Regions from separate parts of the Mus musculus genome. Here all the other regions are linked to region 2. A link is a loop called in an ENCODE intact Hi-C map of the cell type or tissue named here. Cell type or tissue: left cerebral cortex. All regions are shown on one strand. Each heading gives the region's core, and the rest is flanking DNA. Links, peaks and the distances in the headings are about the cores only. Region 1 has its middle 15 kb from the start of Dnmt3a. Region 2 overlaps Dtnb (dystrobrevin, beta). Region 3 holds the start of Dnmt3a (DNA methyltransferase 3A).

Region 1 (6,712 bases), core at 1,041-6,040, 130 kb after region 2:
GCTCAAGGAGAGACAGAGTTCTGTTTCAACTCCTCCAAAGTAGCGGGCCAAGAATTGGCAACAAAACAGAGCCTGGCTTGGAGTCATGTGATGATGCTGGCCCAGCACTGGAGGCTGTCTAAAGTAAAAGCCTTGCCCCACCTGTACCGACCTTTACCTGACCACTGGTTGTACAAACTAGGAAGGACACATGGCCTACAGAAGTAGTTGGCAGAGGCTAGAAAGGACAATGGTGAACCTTCAGAAAGTGGGGTGCTAGTACCCCCATACTGTTGGTATCGCCTTGCTGCTGTCTGCTGCTGGGAGGAATGCTTAGCGCACAGCTTCCCAAGTCATTAGGCTAAAGAAGTGGGTACTGCTTTGTGACTGGGGTCTACATATGAAAGTAGAATATGAAGAGGCTCAAAAGACCAGGAGGGCCTTTTCAAAAACAACGGGCTGCAAATGGTGAACTGTCAAGAGATTTTACATGACGCAGACTTACAGTTTTCTTCTGGAAACATCACACTAGCTCTGCTGCTCTTTCTTTTTTTTTTTACTTTTTTTTTTAATTAGGTATTTTCCTCTCTGCTGCTCTTTCAATTCATACAAAGACCACCTTGCTGTTCTTGGATACACACCTCTATAAACACACGTTGTTGGCCATGTGTCCTGGGACAAGGTACTCAAGGTACTCCATTGGCATGCTGCATCCTCCAAGACCCTCCAACACAGAAAACCTCCCTCACCATCCCCAGGCAGCAGTCCAGAGGTGACCACCCGCTGAGGAGTCAACAGACCACATCAGTTCACCAGCAAACATCTATACCCACAGGCATCCGGCCCTTTTACTGGGGCCACCTCTATGATGAGGCAGAGAAGGCCTGCTGCTGAGTCAGACATAACTGCCCCAGTCAGCTGCTCCTGGAGCCCACCATCAGCATGCCTTCTGCTGCCAATGCTGAGGCTGGGGAGTTCCAGTGGCAAAAGTCTCATACCCTTAATCTACATGCAGATCATGTGATTCTGTTTTGTGTAAAATTTGCATAGGTCAGAGGGTGGTGGTCATGGAAGATGTGGCCTTTACTCCCCTGTAGTAATGGCAGGCCTGAAATGACCCATTGGGGTGGCTCAGCCAGAAAGGGGGAGGGAGGAAGGTAGGGAGGGAGAGACCCGGGAGCAGGTGTGTGTGTGTGTCGGGGGAGGGGGAGTCCGTTAGAGTTGAAAATGCTTGTAAAACCCATACTAGGAAGGTTGAGGCAGAAGGATTACCCAGAGTTGTCTGCCATCCTGAGCTACAGAGTGAATTTCAGGCCAGCCTGGAGTACAGTGTCGAGGCCATCTCAAAATAAATAAATAAATAAATAAATAAATAAAATAAACAAACAAAACAAAGAAAGAAAGAAAAAGGAAAAAGAAAGAAAGAAACTGAAGACAGGATGTGGATGAGAAGTCATAATCACGAGCCTAACAGCCAGCCTGGCTCGGTCCTCTTGGCTCTGCCCTCATGAGTTTTGCTTTGTTCTCAGGACACCCTTGCAGATCACCGGGACCCTGCGGCTTTGTACCATGAGTTCCTCTGCCTTCCAGAAGCCAGCAAGCTTCCCAAGACATACTAGGGGTTCTTCAGATACCTATATTTATAATGTCTATAACTTACATTATAAAGCAGATTAAATTTCTACCTGTTAGCACTCATGAAATGATACACCCACCAATGTGTGACAAAGTACAAAGAACAATTCCTTTAAAAGAAAACAACAGAGAGGGGCTGGTGAGTTGGCTCAGTGGTTAAGAGCGCTGACTGCTCTTCCAAAGGTCCTGAGTTCAAATCCCAGCAACCACATGGTGGCTCACAACCATCCGTAACAAAATCTGATGCTCTCTTCTGGAGTGTCTGAAGACACACTACAGTGTACTTACATAATAAATATATAAATAAATATTAAAAAAAGAAAACAACAGAGAAACCCAGTCTCAAAAAAAAAAGAAGAAGAAGAAGAAGAAGAAGAAGAAGAAGAAGAAGAAGAAGAAGAAGAAGAAGAAGAAGAAGAAGAAGAAGAAGAAGAAGAAGAAGAAAGAAAAGAAAACAACAAGAGTCTGGCAGTGGTGACACTCGCCTTTAATCCCAGCACTTGGGAGACAGAGGCAAGCAGATTTCTGAGTTCGAGGCCAGTCTGATATCTAGAGTTGAGTTCCAGAACAGCCAGGGCTATACAGAGAAACCCTGTCTAGAAAAAAAACAAAAACAAAAACAAAACAACAACAACAAAAAGAAAAAAGAAAATATCCCGGAACTTATACCTTTCCCCAGCTTCCCAGAGCACCCCGAGGCTCTCTCCTCTGTATGTGCCTCTGACCTATCCATTCCCAATCCAGACCCCTGGATCACCTTCATCTAACCTCAGCCCATCTACACTGGCCCAGGTCTAACCTAGGCGCAGTGCTCCAGAGCAGTGGAACCCCACACTTCCCAGACACCAGTCACATCCCCTTCCTCCCCAGTTCTGTCTCATGTGGAACAGGGCTGGCAGGGCCAGATCTGCACCAATCAACATACTGCAGCCAGTGTCCATCGCATTGTCAGAATGTGGACGCTAACCATCACCTGTGGAAAAGCACCCATGAAAACACCTTCCCTGGCTCACACACTGGGCAGAGGCTGAGAGAAAGACGGAAAGGGGAACGCCTGGGACTCACCCCCAAACCTCAGTTGTCTTATAAAAACGTCGACAGCCAGGCATGATGGCTTCCACCTGTCATCTCAGCACTGAGAAAACTGAGGCAGAAGGATTGCCTGTCTCCAAAATAAATGAGTACAAATAAATATTACACGAAAATAAACAAACAGTGCATCTCTTTTAAATAGGTCCCACCAGGGATTTTTCTCGTCTGTTGGTTCGTGAGGTTTTCATAAACGTACGACAAATGGGAAACTTGGCTATTTATAGTCTTAACAAATTGCCATTATTTAAAAAAAAAAAAAAAAAAAAAAAAGGATTGTCCCCGAGGAGTAAGCACACCACAAACGTTCTCTTCATTAGGAGTAAGCCAGCTCCTCCTTATGACCGCGTCCCCTACCACAGGTCCTCTGGGCTTGTCCCTTCATAGTCCGAGCCCAGCCAATTAGGAGCCAATTTTTTGATGTCCCGCCTCCTCCGCGACAGGCAAATGTATGCTCCGCCCCTCCACCAGCGCCACCTGGAGGTTGAGGAGCGAATGTGCGGCGTCTGCGCAGAGAGTACAGGGCCCAAGTGAATCCGTGCGAGTCCGATGCGTGGCTTGCTGCGGGATTTTTTCGGGCGGAGCCTCCAGGAGCTGTCACCAGCGCCTTCAAGCCTCGGTGCTCAGCTAGTTGTGTTGTAAATTATATCCTCTATCCCCTCGAGGTTTTTTGTTTTGTTTTGTGCCTCCCCTCCCCCAAGGATTTGCTAAAGGAAAATTGGCTCAGAAAAGTGACCAGAAAGCCTTATTTTCCAGAAAGCCTTATTTTTTTTTTTCTTGGCCATTTATTCACTGTCTAAAATAGGCTGGCCTCTAACTTGCAGCGTTCATCATGTCGGTGGGAGTGATGGAGCATTTAAAATGGCTCCTGAAGCCAGGTGTGGGGACACATGCATGCAGTCCCAACATTTGCTTCTCATGATGGACGAGGCTTGGAGTCGAGAGGGGTGGTAGCCTTTTCCCTGGTGGGACGGCCAAGACATCGCCAGCTCCTCCCCTAGAGAGACTGACTGGAGACCCTCGAACTACATCAAGCACAGAACTGACACAGCCAGGGTTCACTCTGCCCCCGATTCTTTTTTTTTTTTTTTAAGATTTATTTATTTATTTAATGTAAGTACACTTTAGCTGTCCTCAGACACTCCAGAAGAGGGAGTCAGATCTCATTACCGATGGTTGTGAGCCACCATGTGGTTGCTGGGATTTGAACTCCTGACCTTCGGAAGAGCAGTCGGGTGCTCTTACCCACTGAGCCATCTCACCAGCCCCGGATTCTTAACCTAAATGGAGAAATGAATGTTTCCTTTGAATAACTCAGTGACCCTCAGGAGAATAACCTCCACCCCAGCTTTCTTTGTCCAGATGTGGTGGGGTGTACCTCCGTAAGGTGGGAGAGTGCCAGAAAAAGTGTCTTTATTGAGTACCTACAAAGAGGGACAAACCCTAAGTTCCTTTTTGGAATAGGTGCCACCCGGGAACCCCAAGAGTTTTAGCTGTGGCATATTGTACATCTGTTTTGCACAAAGGAAAATACTCCTTTAGACTCTTTTCCAATCATGTCTTTCTTGGGGGGGGGGCAGATGGAGAGTGTCATGGAGTAGGAGAGAAAGACAGGGGCATGTTACTTGAGAAGTGGAGGAGGGCTTGGCTCACCAGGGTTTAGGGAAGAACTCCAGGGCCAGGCTTCTCTCTCCCTGTAGGTGTGGCATTGGCTTAGGAAACTCCAGGGAGACCTGCCTAGCCAAGGGGAGAAGCCATAGAGCACATAGTCCCTGCTTAGGGGCAACCTTAATTATGTCAACCACAGCTCCAAGATTCCCACAGGGTAGGAGCTCAGTAGATGGTGGTAAACCATTCCCTAAGGCTACTGGGAATAGTTCTAGGGTCCACAGCAGCCTCTCCCCTTGAGTACCCAAGTTAGACCTGGAAGAACCAGCAGAAAACCCAGGATCCACGACATCTGACTCCCTACTCCATCACTTCTTGGGCTAGAGGCTCAAATTCTCTGGATTCTGAACCCCAGAGGCCTGTGCTGGGGGCTCCACTGGGAAGTATAGAAAGCTCCTTATTCCTGGCCTGGTGTTACCTAACACCCAGCCTTGGTTGCCTTGCAGTTCCTGTGTCACCTCTCACCTGCCTGTTCCTGGCTCTTTCTTTCCCTAGGGCTGCAGGGACCTTAGCTCCTGGTTTCTGACTCTACATTTGTGGAATGATTTTGCCTCCAGTGAGCCTCTGGGTGCCCAGGGCAGGCAGGTTTTCCAGGTGCTGCTCAGATTCCAAGTACCTGGAATACCACGGGGAAGAAGATAGAGGAAGGGAAGGCTGGGTTAGACTTCCCCAAGAAGGAACAGAGCTGTGAGCCCAGGGCCATCTGGAGTCCTCTGGGAATTTCCTGTAGGCATAGGCCACAGTTGGAAGAGGTCTGGTCCTGGCTCTGTCACTGACTTGCCACCAAGAACTCCTTGGGCTTTAGCATTATCCCTAGAATGGACATCACAGTTGCTAGCCTGCCCGCCCACCCGCCTGCCCGCCCGCCTGCTGGTGTGACAGGGATGGATCAGGACTCCTCATCCCTCTGGCCTTCTATGAGACAGGGCAGAAAGAAAGTGTGTGTCCATGAATCATGGCAGAGTTGGTAGCATATGACGAAGGCTGTCTACAAGCCGAGCACAGTCCCAGGCACTAGGTGCCTTTGTTTAACTCTAGCAGCCCTAAGAGGCAAGGCCAACTCCCAATAGCAAAGTTATCAAGATCACTACAGCCAGCGAAGGCCAAGTCCTCAGGAAAGTGCATATTCGCCTAAAGCAAAGGCCTGCCCTTGAGTCTAGGCCACCCTGAGACAACTCTGGTGAGAACTCTGGAGTGGGGAAAAGGACCTTGCTAGGCACCCAGTCCTGTTTATTACTCTGTCAAGCTTCTGTGTGGGCCTGGGAAATTTAGTTAAATTCTCTAACCTTTCGTGCTCACATTCTTGGATTTCCACGTCCAAGTTTCTTGGCTCATGTTCCTTCCTTTAAAGCCCGCTGAGGGTCTCAGCAGCGCACCCTCTTCTCCTCCAGGACCCCATGGCGCAGGACCCTATGACTGCAGACACCACAGGGTCTCCTCCTCACCCCAAGGCCTGTTGACCCACAGTCTTCATCATCCTAAAGTCAAGCAGAGCAGCCTACGGTCGAGAACTTGGGAGGCTGAGTAGCATTGATCCAAGCTCAAGGCTAGCCTGAGAAATCTAGTGAGTTTGAAGGCCAAGCTGGGCCAGAGAATGAGATTCTGTCTCAAAACAAAACAATAAGACAGTGACCCTCAGCTCCAGTCCACCAGCAGGTGACCCGACATCTCCATAATTTTCAGCAATTAGGAACAAATAGGTTCTCTCCAGTGACATGATAAGCCAATTCAAGCCAAATTAAAAGTTTAAAAAAGAAAGAAAGAAAGAAAGAAAGAAAGAAAGAAAGAAAGGAAGAAAGAAAGAAAAGAAAAAAAAGCCTATTTATTTGGTGGCAGCTCTTGGGCAAGTTCACTGGTCACAAGGAATGGGGAAATCACCATGCAGACTGGGAAACAGAGAGGGGCTGGAGAGAGAGAGAGAGAGAGAGAGAGAGAGAGAGAGAGAGAGAACGAACAGGTGTGACACACATAGGGAGAGAGAAATGCAGAGAGAGGAGACAGGTCTAGATTATATAGGGAAAGGAAGCTCAATCCCTGTGATGGAAAGTTCAGGGGAGAGGATGTGGTATGTCAGCCATGCCTTGGAACAGTAGAGACTACTGAGGGATGCTGGGGAAACCTGGAGGACAGGTCCACTTTGATATATTAAATCAGCACCTCCAGGGTCTTGTCCAGGGTCTGAAATCCAACAGGAACACCATTCTTGGTGCTTGGTCTGTGCTCCTTGTCCCAGAGGGGACTTCCCAAACTGCTGCATCTCCTGTACCCAGTATGTGAGTTAAGCCTTGTGCTTACTTCCCTCCTGGGGAGCCTCCCTGAAAGAAAGTCTGTGTCCAGACCC
Region 2 (6,712 bases), core at 1,084-6,083:
GAGACCCACGACCAGGTGTGGTGGTGCAAAGTACCCAGCACTGGAAGGTAGAAAAATGAGTTTGAGGCCAGTCTGATATACATGAAAACTTGTTTAAAAAAAGAAACCAAAACCAGAAAGAAAGAAAAAGACCAAACACACAGTTCCTCTTTCTGTCCCCACTGTATCTTGGGGGTGGGAGAAGGTGCAGGTACCCCTTTCAGGTCTCAGATTGCATCACTAGGAGTTGCATATGGTCAGAGGAAGGTAGACTCATCTGAGATGCATTGACTACATAGATTATACACCTTCCTGTGTCTGCTATGGGAGGGTTGGGCATATCGGGACACGTGTGATCATAGTGCTCACTAAGCTGTGCTTTCCTTCCTACCTGGGCAGATAACTCATTTCTATAATTCATCTTCCTTGCAATCACTAGGTACCTGTGGCCAGTCTTCACCAGAGGTTATTACCTCTTAGCCAAGGCAGTTTAAAGCAGGTCTGCTTCCTCCATCCTAATTGTCTTTATCCTCATCTGTGATACCCACGGTAATATTTCCAAAGGTGACGCGCAAGAGCCTTGGTCAGAAGGAGGCTGGGTACGTGGATGGATAGTGCCCCTGCCCGTTTGCCTATGACTTGCGAGAAAGGAAGCTGCAAAATCAGGAGTATAGAGGTGAGGAGGAGATTAGAGTACAGAAGTGACAGGCCTTGTTTGGAAAGAGAGGAGCGAAGACTGATGCCAGCACAGCCAGGGAGCCAGCGAGTCTGAGAAGCATGATCTGGACACGAGCCAGGCTCTGCTCGGCCATGGTCAGGTCTTCTGAGCAAAATGAGGAATCTGGGTAGAACTTGGGGTAGCATGACATAATTCCATTCATGTTTTACATGCTCAGTCTGGAAGCTGGGCAGAAAGTGAACACTGTAAGTAAAGGAGAAGCGTACAGACTATTTGTGAAAGATTATTATATTAATTGTATCAGTTAATTCCCTTGTTGTAGCAACGTAATTCAGCAGACCAGCCCCTACAGGTCTGTTCCTACAAACAAGGATTTTATTATTGTGTCTGTGGTTCAGGGGTCTAGTCCATCACTGCAGGGAAATGGTGGTAGGAAGCGCCTTGATAGGATAGGAGACAGAAAAAGAGATGTGCTTACTCAGCTAGCATTCTCTTTCCCCACTTTTATTCAGTGAGGGACCCCGGCCTGTAAAATGGTGTTTCCCAAATTCAGAGTCAGTTGTTGTCCCACCCCCCCATCTCTACCCCTTATTTAATTCTCTCTGGCAATGCAGACATGTCCAAAGGTGTGCCTCATTAATGTCCTAGTCATTTATTGATCAAATCAAGTTGACAATGAAAATTATTATAATTAAACAAAATATGATATGATATGGTAGCAATAGAGGTGGTAAAGATGTGTGTGTGCGCATGTGTGCATGCATGTATCTGTCTGTCCCAAGGCTTCATATGTCAGGTAAGCATTTTACCAGGGAGTTATCTTAGTTTCTAGCTTAGAAAATATAAAAGGGACTGAATTAGGATAACTTATAAATCTGCATAATGGGACCAAGGAAAAGGGAAAGACACACCAAGACTGTCCTAAACCACTTGAGTGGTAGAATTGCCATTGGCCAAAGAAGGGCAGGCTGTGGGTGGTGAATACCTCGTCCAATGTTCAGTTCTGGTTTTTTTGAGGTAGGGTCTCTTTCTGTGCCCCAGGCTGGCCTAGAACTCAGGGATCCACCCTCCAGAATGCTGTGTTTAAGGCATGAGTAAGTGTCCAGCTCAAGGGTTCTGTTTCAGCCATGTTGCATTAAGGTAGTGTCCATTTGGAGTGATTGAATAGGCCACTGGGCATGAATCTATAGTTTGAGAGCGTCTGAGATAGACTTATACTTAATACATATATTTAAATGCATATATTTAAAGCTAAATTAATGTATAATAATATTTGGATTATTTGGCACAGGAACAAAGGGTAGGGACAAAAGCTTAATTAAAGTCAATCCAAGAAGGAAAGGCACCCCCGCATACTGGCACGCGCCTTTAATCCCAGCACTCAGGAGACAGAGGCTGGGGGTCTCTCTGAGTTTGGGGTCAGCCTGGTCTACAGAGTGAGTGACAGCAAATGCAGACATTTCTTGAAGTGGACATTTATGTCTAGCACTTTCTCTACCTCTGTGCAGGGTTTCACTGGATAGCCTCGCCCTCCTGCCTCAGCCTCACGCTGTGATTGAAGGCTTGTACTGGTGTGCCCAGCTCTACTTCTGAAAACAGTTCTCCTTTAGATCAGTCCCATTCCATGTCCAAAACACACACACACACACACACACACACACACACACACACACACACACACACTATACACACTATACAGCATGTGCATGCACACACCATATACCACACACCACAGAGAGCACAATACATGCACACAGCATACACAATACATACCATACTCACATACACACACACCCCGCATACACACCACACACTGCACACCACATACACACACACTTGCAGCTAGCCTCTGAATTGAACACCACCTTCTACACACACCTGCTAGCCTGTCTAGCAGGGTAAATACTGACTGCTGATGGTTCTGGGGAGCAGAAGAGCATGGTCTTGCTGTGGAACCTGCAGACCTCAGGAATAAAGAATAGGAACAAGCTGGGCGTGCTCCCTTCCATCTCCATCACTGAGCCCCGGGCTAAGATGGGGAATGAGTGAGGGCAGACACCCCTTCACCTAGAAGCAAGGAATGGAGGGTAACTCTCAGGTTTATATTCAGGCTTGCAAGGGAAGTAGATCATTCAGGCTATCTCCTCTGAAATGCTTGCTTCATGCCTGTGTAACTTTGCTGTTAGAGCTGCGGTGCTGTAGCATTTGGTGGTACTCAGTTGCACAATAAACCACCAAAAATAAAACCTTAATGACAAAACACCATAATCATCAGACTGTATTTCTGACTTTGTGTCAGGTATTTGGGCAGGATGTGTAGGCCAGCAGTTCTCAACCTTCCTAATGTGGAACCCTTAAATACAGGTTCCCCCCCCACACACACACACAACCATAACATTTTTGTTCCTACTCTGTAACTGTAATTTTGCTACTGTTATGAATCACAATGTAAATATTTTTGGAGATAGAGGTTTGGCAAAGGGGTTGCAATCCATAGATTGAGAACTGCTGGTATTAGGATTGTCTTTCTCAACTCCATGTTTTCTGGGCTCTTTCTTGGGATGATTGAAATATGTTTGTGGCTTGAAGGACTGGAGGCTTCTTCATTCCCGTGTCCACTGCCACTCTAGGCTATCAGGAAGGCCCACCACGCTGAAGTTTTGCAAGAGTCCAGCAACATCTGCCCTATTCATGTGCTGCCCCTGGTGCTTGGCACCCGTGTTTTAGGAGACTTTGTCTAAGCCAGAGCATCTAGAGGCCAAATCTTGCAGGCAGACACACTGGGCAGAGCTTCCTGCCCTTGCCGTCTACCACACCCTCTAGGCTGGATCTCAGCCTAGGAGCAGGACAGTGGGCATGGAAGGGTGGAGTTGCTGTGAGTCCAGATGGGAGGAGAGAGCTTTGGAAACACAGCATACCACACACAGGACATTCCAAACAAGCAGGGCTTTCCTTATAGTTGATGGAACCAGAGAGATGTTCGTGGTTTTGTGCTAAATTTTCTTTATCTTTTTGTTTTGTTTTATTGTTTTTTTGTTTTGTTTTGTTTTGAGACAAGGTTTCTTTATGTAGCCTTGGCTGTCCTGGAACTTGCTTTGTAGATCAGGCTGGCCCTGAACTCAGAGATTCACTTACCTCTGCCTCCTGAGTGTTGGGATCAAAGGTGTGCATCACCACTGCTTGGCTGAATTTTACTTATAAAGAGTCCTTTACAGCACTGCAGAGGCAGAGACAGAGGCAGAGGCAAGCCTAGTCTACATAGTGAGCCACAGGCCAGCCAAGACTGTGGGTTAGATGTAGTTAGGGTATAGAAACACACAACCAACTTCTCATCCCCTGCCTCCCTGTCTGCCACTCAGATCTCTGCCTTCCCCAGTTTTCACTTTACCAAGGTCAGTCTGACTGACTCCCACCTTGGTATTCCAGACGGTGAGGGTGTTGGGGAAGAATGGGAGAATTTATGAAAATATTCTTGGACCACAGATGTGGTTCTTAGTAGAATATCTTTAGTTACATAACTAGGGGAAGTGACCTGAAAATTTCATCTTTCTAGCCAGCAGATGGCAGACTGCACCTTTGAACAGTCTTATCCCCTTTAAAAAAAATCTATAAATAAGGAAGTAGTTTTTGTTTAACAAGATGTTAAACAAATATTACTGTTTTAAAAATATTAGTGATAATCTCATATAATTTTTGAAGCATTGATACAAAAATTTTTAATATAAGGAGTCATATTTATCAGAAACAATTTTCCTTCCTTCCTTCCTTCCTTCCTTCCTTCCTTCCTTCCTTCCTTCCTTCCTTCCTCCTTTGAGATAGGGCTTCTCTGTGTAGCCCTGGCTGTTCTGGAATGCACAGAAATCTGCCTGAGTACTGGGATTAAAGCCATGAATTACTGCTAGCATCTATCTCCTTGTACCTTTTATTTTTATTTATTTTTTATTTTTTATTTTTTTGGTTTTTTCGAGACAGGGTTTCTCTGTGTAGTCCTGGCTGTCCTGGAACTCGCTCTGTAGACCAGGCTGGCCTCGAACTCAGAAATCCGCCTGCCTCTGCCTCCCAAATGCTGGGATTAAAGGCGTGCGCCACCACGCCCGGCTTCCTTGTACCTTTTAAATTCTAAAAGATAATCTGATAGTCTCTTCAGGGTGGAAAAAGTATGCTTATTGGTCATACTTTTCCCAGTTTCAAATGGATCTATGTTATATTTAATTACTACTTTGCAAATAGCACAAAATCAAATAGGAAATTATTTATCTACCTACCTTCCTTCCTACCTACCTACTTACCATTGAGACAGGGTCTCACTATGTAGCTCTGGCTGTCCTGGAACTCACTATGTAGACCAGGGTATCCTCAAATTCACAGTGATTCCCCTAGCTCTACTAGAATTAAAAGCATGTGCCACCATGCTCAGCCTGGATATGGAGATGTGTCTGAATAAATTGTAGATGTATATGAGTGCTGTACTTACATATATGCATGTGTGCTATTTGCATGCCAAGTGCCCATGGTGTTCAGAAGAGGGGGTCAGATACCATAAAACATCAGTTATGGATGGTTGTGAGCCTAGGTCCTCTGCAAGAGCAACAAGTGCTCTTAGCCTCTCCCATCTCTGGATACAAGTTTTTAATGCATAAAATAGCACTCCCACAAATAGGAAATGGGGCACAGACTTGAAGTGTAAAACAAAATCTACAAAGTCTGCTTTTTTTTCTTTGTCTTTTTCTTTTTCTTTTTTTTTTTTTTTGTGCCCAGGTACCCTCAGAAGCTACTGAGTCAGTGCCTGCCTTGGCTGCTGCCCTGTGTCTATTGTTGGTGCAGTAAAGCTGCCAGCTGTGTCCATGGCACCAGCTTGGTGCTGCTGTGCTCTCAGCCCACTCCAGCTGGGCAGCTCCTGAGTCAGCAGGCTGCTTCTCTTCCTCTGTGTGAGTTGAGTCTTGGCCCCCTGGAAGAGCCCCACCTCTCTTAGCTCCTGCTGGTTTGCTGACTATTGTCTCCACCCTTTGTGTATTCAGGAGACAAGTGAATCATTGTTGAGGTGTAGTCTGGACTCTGTTGAGAGTGTAGGAAAGGGTTGCTATTTTGCAGAGGCCACAGGCAACACCCAGGAGCACAGCCTGTAAACTAGAGCATTCTGTTGCTGCGTGAAAAGGCACTGCAGATTTCATCACAAGTCCAGGTAGAGTGTGGCTGGATTCTCACCTCCAGACCCCTCGAACCTGGCATAAGGTGTCAGCCATGGCTCAAGTACCATTAAGATTTCAGGCTTTTGGGGAATCTTGCCCATTAACTGGTTGTTGGCAAAATACATTTTGTTTTTTTTTCAGCTGTGATTCCTGTTTTCCTTTTTTTTTAATTTACATGATTATTCTTTTAAGACTTATTTATTTTATGTATATCAGTACACTGTAGCTGTCTTCAGACAAACCGGAAGAGGGCATCAGATCCCATTACAGATGGTTATGAGTCACCATGTGGTTGCTGGGAATTGAACTCAGGACCTCTGGAAGAGCAGTCCGTGCTCTTAACTGCTGAGCCATCTCTCCAGCCTGATCCCTGCTTTTCTATTCCTGGCCATCTGCGGTCTTTTGCCACGATGAAGCTTACATAAGCCATTTACAACATGGGCATCGCCTGCCTCCAAGGCCAGCTGGAGTGCATCCCGTGATTGCCTTTCCTACCGTTGGGGTGGACTCCCTCTTTCCATATAATGTTATGTAATCTAAAGAAAGGCTATGTTAGCATATTCATGTTCTCCCATGGTCAAGGACGGTGGGAATATGACAATGAGTTATTGAGGGTTAGTTTCTCATATTAGTCATTCTGGTTATTTTATTTCTTGCTTTTCAGTTTAGTACTTCTAGAACATTACACCTGGCATCTCTTAATTTAAAAAAAAAAAAGTCTTAGAAACATGAAGATGCTGCCATGAGGCACACACTCCAGTTTGCTGCCCTCCTCCAACTGCTCTTATTCCCGACTTTCTTCTGCTCATGCCCCTTCGCTCCAGGGCATGGGTTCCACATCCATTGTTATCTCTCTGGTAATTTT
Region 3 (6,712 bases), core at 761-5,760, 150 kb after region 2:
GTTGCTTCCCTTTCAAGCCTCTGTAATATGCCACTGCATATATGGTAAGACATTATGGTTATCCATTCATCTGTTGGTAGGTGGACATTCAGGTTGCTCCCATTTGCGGCTACTGCAAATAGTTAGAAGTGTTGTTGCACAAACTCTACAAGCTCCCTCTTTTTACCCTGTTTGTGTGAGACAGAGTCTGCATATGTAGCTCAAGCTACCCCAAACCTCACCATGTAGACCTGGCCATCCTCCTGCCTCTGCCTCCCGAGAACTGGGATTACAGACGTATGCCTCCACACCCAGCTTGCTTTCTGTCCTTTTAGATATATACCTAACGCTGGGATTTCAGAGATACATGGTGATACTGCATTTGGCTTTTGGGAGAGTCACCAAACCACCCTAGAACTTGGTGTTTTTAAGCCACTGAGATATGGCACTGAGATATGGGAGTAGGTACCATGGGGATAACCTTCTCTATTGGAATGGATGCTGCATCCTCTGTCCAAAATGTCTAGGACCAAAGTAGGGGGTGTAGAAGCCTGTGCTCACTGCTTCCCTTTTTGTGACAAAATATGTCACAAGACCAGTCTGATCGGGGAAATACATCCTTGGGCTCACAGTTCCTGAGGGTTTAGTCCCGGGCCATGCTCCTGGGGCCGGCTGTGAGGCAGAATACTATGGTGGCAGGTGCAGATGGTGGGGGTGGGGGCTGGAGGAGCAGTCAGGAAGCAGGGCAAGGGACAGAGAGAGGCAAGGGATATCCCCCAAGAAAAGGTACTCAGTGGCCTAGGTCACCCAGCCAGGCCCCACTTCCCGCAGCTTCCAGAACCTCTCAAAACAGTACCACAACACTGGGTGTGGTGGCACACACCTTTGGTCCCAGCGCTGAGAGGCAGAGACAGATGGATCTCTATGCGTTTGAGACCAGCCTAGTCTCAAGATGAGTTTCAGGACAGCCAAGGCTACATAACAGAGACTCTGTCTCAAAAATAACCCAACAATAATAACAAAACCAAACCCCACAAAACAACAACAAAAGCCCACCACCTGCAGAGGGCCAGCCCTTTAAAGGGCCTGCCCATTAATGTGTGAGCCTATCTAGAGGGATGCTTCTTATTCCAACTGTGACAGAGCCTCAAGGTCAAGCCCGTCTCAGCAGCACCCAGCACTGATGTGCTTCCTCGCTGGACCAAAGACGCAGTGTTGGTGTCTCGAGCCAACGGTGACGCCCTGCAACTGCTACACACTGGTCCCAAGTCCCCTGACAGTTGCTGTGGGCCTGACTACATGAGCATCACAGACATCCCATGCTGTCATGGCTCCCCATGACAGCACCATCAGTACTGAATACAGACTTACATTTGGCTCTCTCATTTGGTCAGTTTTGGCTTCTTCCCACTGTAATATGCTGACCTGAGTCAAATGAACCTGGACTTAACTCTTGCTCTGCCACTTCCCAACTCAGGGTTAAGCCTGGATGGCTTTTAAAAATTGTGCATAAGCATGTTTTTCTTGCTCCTGTGTACCATATCCCTGCCACATCCCCTGGATCTGAAGTTAATAGTCAGTTGTGAACTGGCATGTGGGTGCTGAGAACTACACCCAGGTCCTCTGGAATAGCAGCCAGTGCTTTGGACTGCTGAGCCAGTCTCTCCAGCCTCATGGTGAGCTTTTTGTTTGTGGTGTTAAATCCTGAACCCAAGACTTGGAGGTTACCAGGCAAATGCTCTCCCACCAAGTTCCATCCCCAGTCCAAGCATGGGTTTCTTCACTGAAAAGTTGGAGCAGTACAAGTCACTCGACAGATGGAAGTGTTTGGTGGCTGGTGGCTACTCTTTAGAGGTAGTGCCATATAACTCTTGAAGTCGAGGCCTTTCTCTAAAATGGTCTTGTCCTTAGTCAAGCTGGGAGCATCATTTGGAGGGCTATGGATTTGGATACAGGAAGCCTGCAGTTCATACAGTCATTCAACCAACATTTATGAGGACGTAGCATGTACAGGTGCTGAGCTGTATTGAAGGCAAACGGTGTCCTTGTCCTCACAGGGCATGACGAGTCCTAAGAACTGGCCAGGTGAAAGACTATGGGTGGCAGAAATGAACACCAGTAGTGGAGGGTGGGGGTGCGATATTGAGTGCTATTAGGAAAGGTCAGGACAGTTGCTTTGGGGTAGGGAAGACTGAAGTGTAAATGTGCCCTGCAAATAGGAAAGGGTGGTTCTGTATTTCAATGAATTAGGCAACTGTCCCTTTGATCCTCAAATGGGGTGAAGTGTTCTAGGTGGGGCGTGTTCTATGGGAACCTGCTTCAGCATTGAGGGTCTGCAAATAAGTGTGCCGTGGGTGTGGGAGATGCAACTCAGGACACTGGGGCACTGAAGGGCTGGATGGATGGTGCTGTCCAGTGACAGGAGGGAGGAGCCTGACAAGGAGGCTGGGAGTCAGGGGATTCAGTGCCAAGCTCCAGTGATGGTAGCTGGAGAGGTGAGCACTACAGACCCGGAGCCCTGAGAGCACCCCCACACTGAGGGAGCCAGGTCTAGTGCCCGTCTGCAGAGAATCTTGCAGCTGGAAGAGGCAGGCCTTCAATGTCATTTAGTTCAACCTTCCACCTCTTCAGATCTTTCCAGAGCCCACCTGAGGGCATCCAACTCTTTTTGGACACCTCAAGGTACGGAAAGCTTACTGCCTTCTAGGGAGCCCACTCCGTGGCGGTGCTCGATGCTCTAGGATGGCCTCGAGGCGCCAGGCGCTCCGACCTTGGCCCTGTGCAGCCGTCTGGCCACCGCGGCACCTGGCTGTGGGTGGCGACGCGGCTGAGCAGGCGCTGCTGTCCCCAGCCCCAGTGCTGAGGCGCGCAAAGCGCAGTGGGCTCTGGTGGAGGTCGGGAGAACTGCAGGGCGAAGGCCGCCGGGGGCTCCGCGGGCGGCGAGGGGGGGGGACGGGGGGGGGCAGGCACTTGACACCGGCCCGGGAGAGGAGGGGCAGCTGTCCCTACGACCAGTGCTGGATGCGGGGACCCAGCGCAGAAGCCGCGCCAGGTAGAGGGGCGCCGCAAGGTGGGGAGGTTGCGGCCGGGGGACCACCCGAGGGGCACAGGGCGGCCGAGATCGCAGCTCCGGCAGGGTGCCCGGCCCGGAGCGCCGCAGTCGGGGCGCGGCGGGGTCCCGAACCCGCTCCTCCCGCCGGGGGCGCTAGGACCGTCCGCGGCTCGGATAGCTCCCGCCGCGGCGCCCCGGGGCCCCCGGGGTTGCCTCCCGGGCGGCTCCGCAGCGCCGGGGCCAGAGCCAGCGCGGCCACGGGGGGCGAGCGGCGGGCGGAGGCCTGGGCGGCGGGCGGCCGGAGGGAGGGAAGGAGGAAGGCGGAGAGAAGAGGCGGGCGGGGGGGACCCGGCGGAGGAGGCGGAGAGAGGGAGCGCGACAGCGACGGAGGGAGGGAGCGCGGCAGGCAGCGGGCGGGCCGGGAGGCGGCGCGGGCGGCGGCGCGAGCAGAGGACGAGCCGGGACGCGGCGCCGCGGCAGCAGGGCGAGCCGGGCCGCCCGACCCGCCGGGCCACACGGTAACCAGCACGGCCTGCGGCCCGGGAGCTGAGAGGGCGGGCGGGCGGGAGGGCACAGCAAGGCGGTGGGGAGCGCGGCTCGGACCCCGCAACTCGGCGCGCGGTGCTGAGAGCGCGGACCGCCCGGGCCGAGGGTTTGTTTATGTCCCCGCCGCTCGCCCGCCGCTCCTCTTCTGCGCGCCGCCTCCGCCGCGGACGCCCCTCGGCGCCCCCGCCCGGCCCGGGCTCAAGTTCAAGTCCGTACAATGCCGCGGGGGGCCTCCGCCGGCCTGCGCGCCGCCCGACGCGCGCTGCCGCAGGGCCCCGCCGCCTCCGCCTTCCGGGCTCTGCCCCCGCCCGGGGGCCCGGTCGGGGCCTGCGGCCGTGCGCTGCGGAGTGCGGACGGGACCGGGAATCGGGCGGCGGGAGGGGAGAGGAGGGGGAGGGGGCGCGGGCGGCCGGGGAGCGCCGTGGCCACGGCAGAAAATGGCAGCCTGGCACGACCCGGGCCCCGCGCCCGCCCCGCCCCTCCCCCGGGCCTGCAGGCTCCGCGCGGCGGGGGGGACCCTGGAGGCCCCCGGCAGGGCCCAGGGGCGGCCGGGGCCCGCGCCGGGGAGCGCGGCGTCGCGATCTTCCCGCGGCCACCTGTGGCTTGGGGGTGCGGGGCGCCGGCGGGCCTGGGAGGGGCGCGCGCGTGGGGAGCGTGCCCGCTCGGGGGCGCACGCTCCCGCGGAGGCCAGGCGGAACGGCGTGGAGGGGGGGGCGTCGCGCCCGGCTCCTCCCTGCCCCCGCTGCGGGCCGTGGGAGCGGGGTGGTGGTGGCGGCGGCGGCGCCGCAGTATGGGGGCGGGGCGGGAGTGGGCGAGGATCCCCGGGCCGGGCCGCGGGGGACTAGAAGGTGCGGGGGCGGGAGCAGCAAGGCTGGAAATGTCTCCGGTGGGGATGCCGGGGTCGCCCCCTGAGGCAGACTCCCCTTGCATACACTCACACGCACCCCCGCCGGGCCGGTGTAGACGTGTCCTTGAAAGCTTCGCATCTGCACAGTGAAGGACGAGGCCTCGCCGAGGCTGCGGATCGGGGGTCTCAGTCCCCATGTTGCCCTCACCTCAGGAGACACCCGAGCCTCCGAGCGGCTCCGGCCGCGGTCCGTGTCCTGCCCTCACCCGGACTCCCTACTCCACGCCGTCTTGCCCTCCCTCGTTGGCGCGGACCGAGCTGGCGTGCGTCCAGGGCCCGCCCCCAGCCTCCCCCAACCCCTCTTCGCGGGGCCCGCAGCCCTATGGCTGCCAAACTTCATTTTGCTTTCCTGGAGCCTGCCTTCTTGGGGGCACCCTCTCCCTTCGCTCCCCACTCAGTAGTTGCTCTCCCCCTGTCTCTGCATCCCCTCCTCTCCTCTTTTCCTGCAAGGCCAGCTGAGTAGGTGTGGACACCCTGGGTGAGAGAAGGCTCCCACTGGGTTCTCAGAGCTCCCTTCCCGGGCTCCCAGGGGGAGCCTTCTGTGGCTGCACCTTGACCTAAGATGGCGTCTTGCACCCAGCTGGGCAGTTCTGACCTGCGTAGGGCTGGGGAGGAAGGGCGGGCTAGGGACTGCATAACTGCCCCCTCTCAAACCAGAGGGGACAGGAGCCTTGGGGAGGAGTATCTTCGGCCGAGTGACCCAGCTTGCCCCTCACTGCAGTGCCCAGAGACTGCCATCAGCATCCCCGGGGACAGTTCAGTCTTCATGTTTCACCCTGAGCTGCCAGCGGCTGAACCTCCTCCTGGGCAGGCTGTGCAGGGATTCTGGGATCAGGTGCTACTCCACTGTGCCTCCTCCCTCCCAGGCAGATGTGACAGCTGCAGCCTGGGGAGCTATTCTTGCGTTGCTGGGGTGTTAGGACTGACCTGTGGGATTTGGAAAGCCCAGCAGCCTGGCAGACCCTCTTTGGGCTATCCTCTGTGCAGACAGGGGCCATTTGCAGGTAGTTAGAGCAGTCACTTGCTTTTGGATAGTTGGGTTGTGTAAGTTCCTGTGGGCTTTGGGGGCAAGCTGACTTGTCCCCTCTGCCTCTGGGGTCCATTAAGGCCCTTGTGGAGCTGTTATTGACAGGTAATTCTGTCGAAGAGTGGTGTGTGTGTGTGTGTGTCCAGGTAGGGGCCCCCAAGCCAACTTATGTCATAGGTCTGGCACCTTCCTCCCCCTTCCCTGTGGCCTCCTTCTCTAGGCCCTGCTGCCTCTCAGAGCCCCCCCCCCCCCGCACTCCTCCCCCCCCCCCTCCATGCTTTATCTTTGCACCCTTCCCCCATCAGATCTGCAGCTCCTGATTCGTGTGCTCCTGGTGGCCCAAACTTTTTCTTGTTACTTGGCCCAGCCTCTCCGGTGTTCGCCAGGAGCCTAACCTGAGGAAAGGTGTGTTCCCTTTAGACTCAAGGTCTGCTTTCCACAGTGGAGGAGCCCAAGAGAGGCCGCCAATGGCCATTTGTCAGGGTGTCTGCAGGCAGGATTCCTCTGTGGGGTGGGGGTTGGATGCAGCTTGCAGGCCCATTCCAACTTTGAAATTCTATGGCTCTGATTTTCCTGGTGGAATTTCAGACCCAGAATAGGGCTAGAGTGGTATGTTTTCCCTCCACGGTAGTGGTCATGGAGAAGGTAGGGGCTGCCAGGGGTGGGCTTTGGCAGAGAGGGGAGAGATGACGTGTTGATCTGTCAGGTCTGACTGCAGAGGATGGAAACCACAGCTTCCCTGAAGCCTCTCCACTTGGTGCTCTCCTGAATGTACTGTGTGGAAATGTGTGTGTGGGTAACTTGCAAGGGTTGTCCCCAGTCCAAGCTGTTGTATGTCCCTGGGTCCCTAAAGGTAGTTCACCATCAGTTCCATGCCCGGTCCCCCATTCTTTCCCACAAGCCAGCAACGGACAAGATGGAGCTGAAGGATCCTTGTCCAGCCTCTCTGGGTGGGAGGAACTGAAGGTGATCTGCCTTCTTCTGAGTGTTCCGTTCATTCGACATTAGTGGTGCCCATGAGGAAGGCTACTAGACAGGCTCCCTACTCTCTCCTAGGATGCATTCTGTCCTAGCCCTTCAGTTGCTGGTTAGTCCAGTGGTTATTGCCTGCATGTAGGCCTCCGTTGAGAGAGCACCTGGAGAGTTCAGCTCTCCTCCACCCCCACGCCCCCAGACCCAAGTTACTTCCCAGATTCCCTCA

Evidence for each region. Peaks named below come from ENCODE experiments on the same cell type or tissue, not always from the same donor. Only the 100,000 strongest peaks of a DNase experiment are listed, where the experiment ranks them.
Region 1: it touches region 2 in a loop (2.6-fold over the local background); 3 of 42 quality-filtered maps call a loop at or near these places.
Region 3: a loop joins it to region 2, with 2.6 times the contacts of the local background. A loop is called at or near these places in 3 of 42 quality-filtered maps.

The regions. Positions count from the first base shown.
Region 1 is chr12:3,788,820-3,795,531 of GRCm38, forward strand. No RefSeq gene overlaps it. Among named protein-coding and RNA genes, the nearest start is that of Dnmt3a, 15 kb to the right of the region's middle. In left cerebral cortex, for the core only: a CTCF peak has its summit at 3,205 (motif pointing left); DNase peaks (open chromatin) are centred at 2,622 and 3,170; H3K4me3 peaks cover 1,048 bases; H3K27ac peaks cover 1,245 bases.
Region 2 is chr12:3,657,257-3,663,968 of GRCm38, forward strand. All of the region lies in intron 8 of Dtnb (dystrobrevin, beta), which reads left to right. Among named protein-coding and RNA genes, the nearest start is that of Dtnb, 88 kb to the left of the region's middle. In left cerebral cortex, for the core only: a CTCF peak has its summit at 4,209 (motif pointing right); DNase peaks (open chromatin) are centred at 4,133 and 5,576; H3K27ac peaks cover 1,083 bases.
Region 3 is chr12:3,803,572-3,810,283 of GRCm38, forward strand. It overlaps Dnmt3a (DNA methyltransferase 3A), which reads left to right and starts at 3,409. Exons shown (of 23, transcript NM_007872.4): 1 at 3,409-3,549. In left cerebral cortex, for the core only: CTCF peaks have their summits at 2,854 and 3,054; DNase peaks (open chromatin) are centred at 2,468, 2,853, 3,403, 4,541 and 2 more places; H3K4me3 peaks cover 3,317 bases; H3K27ac peaks cover 2,820 bases.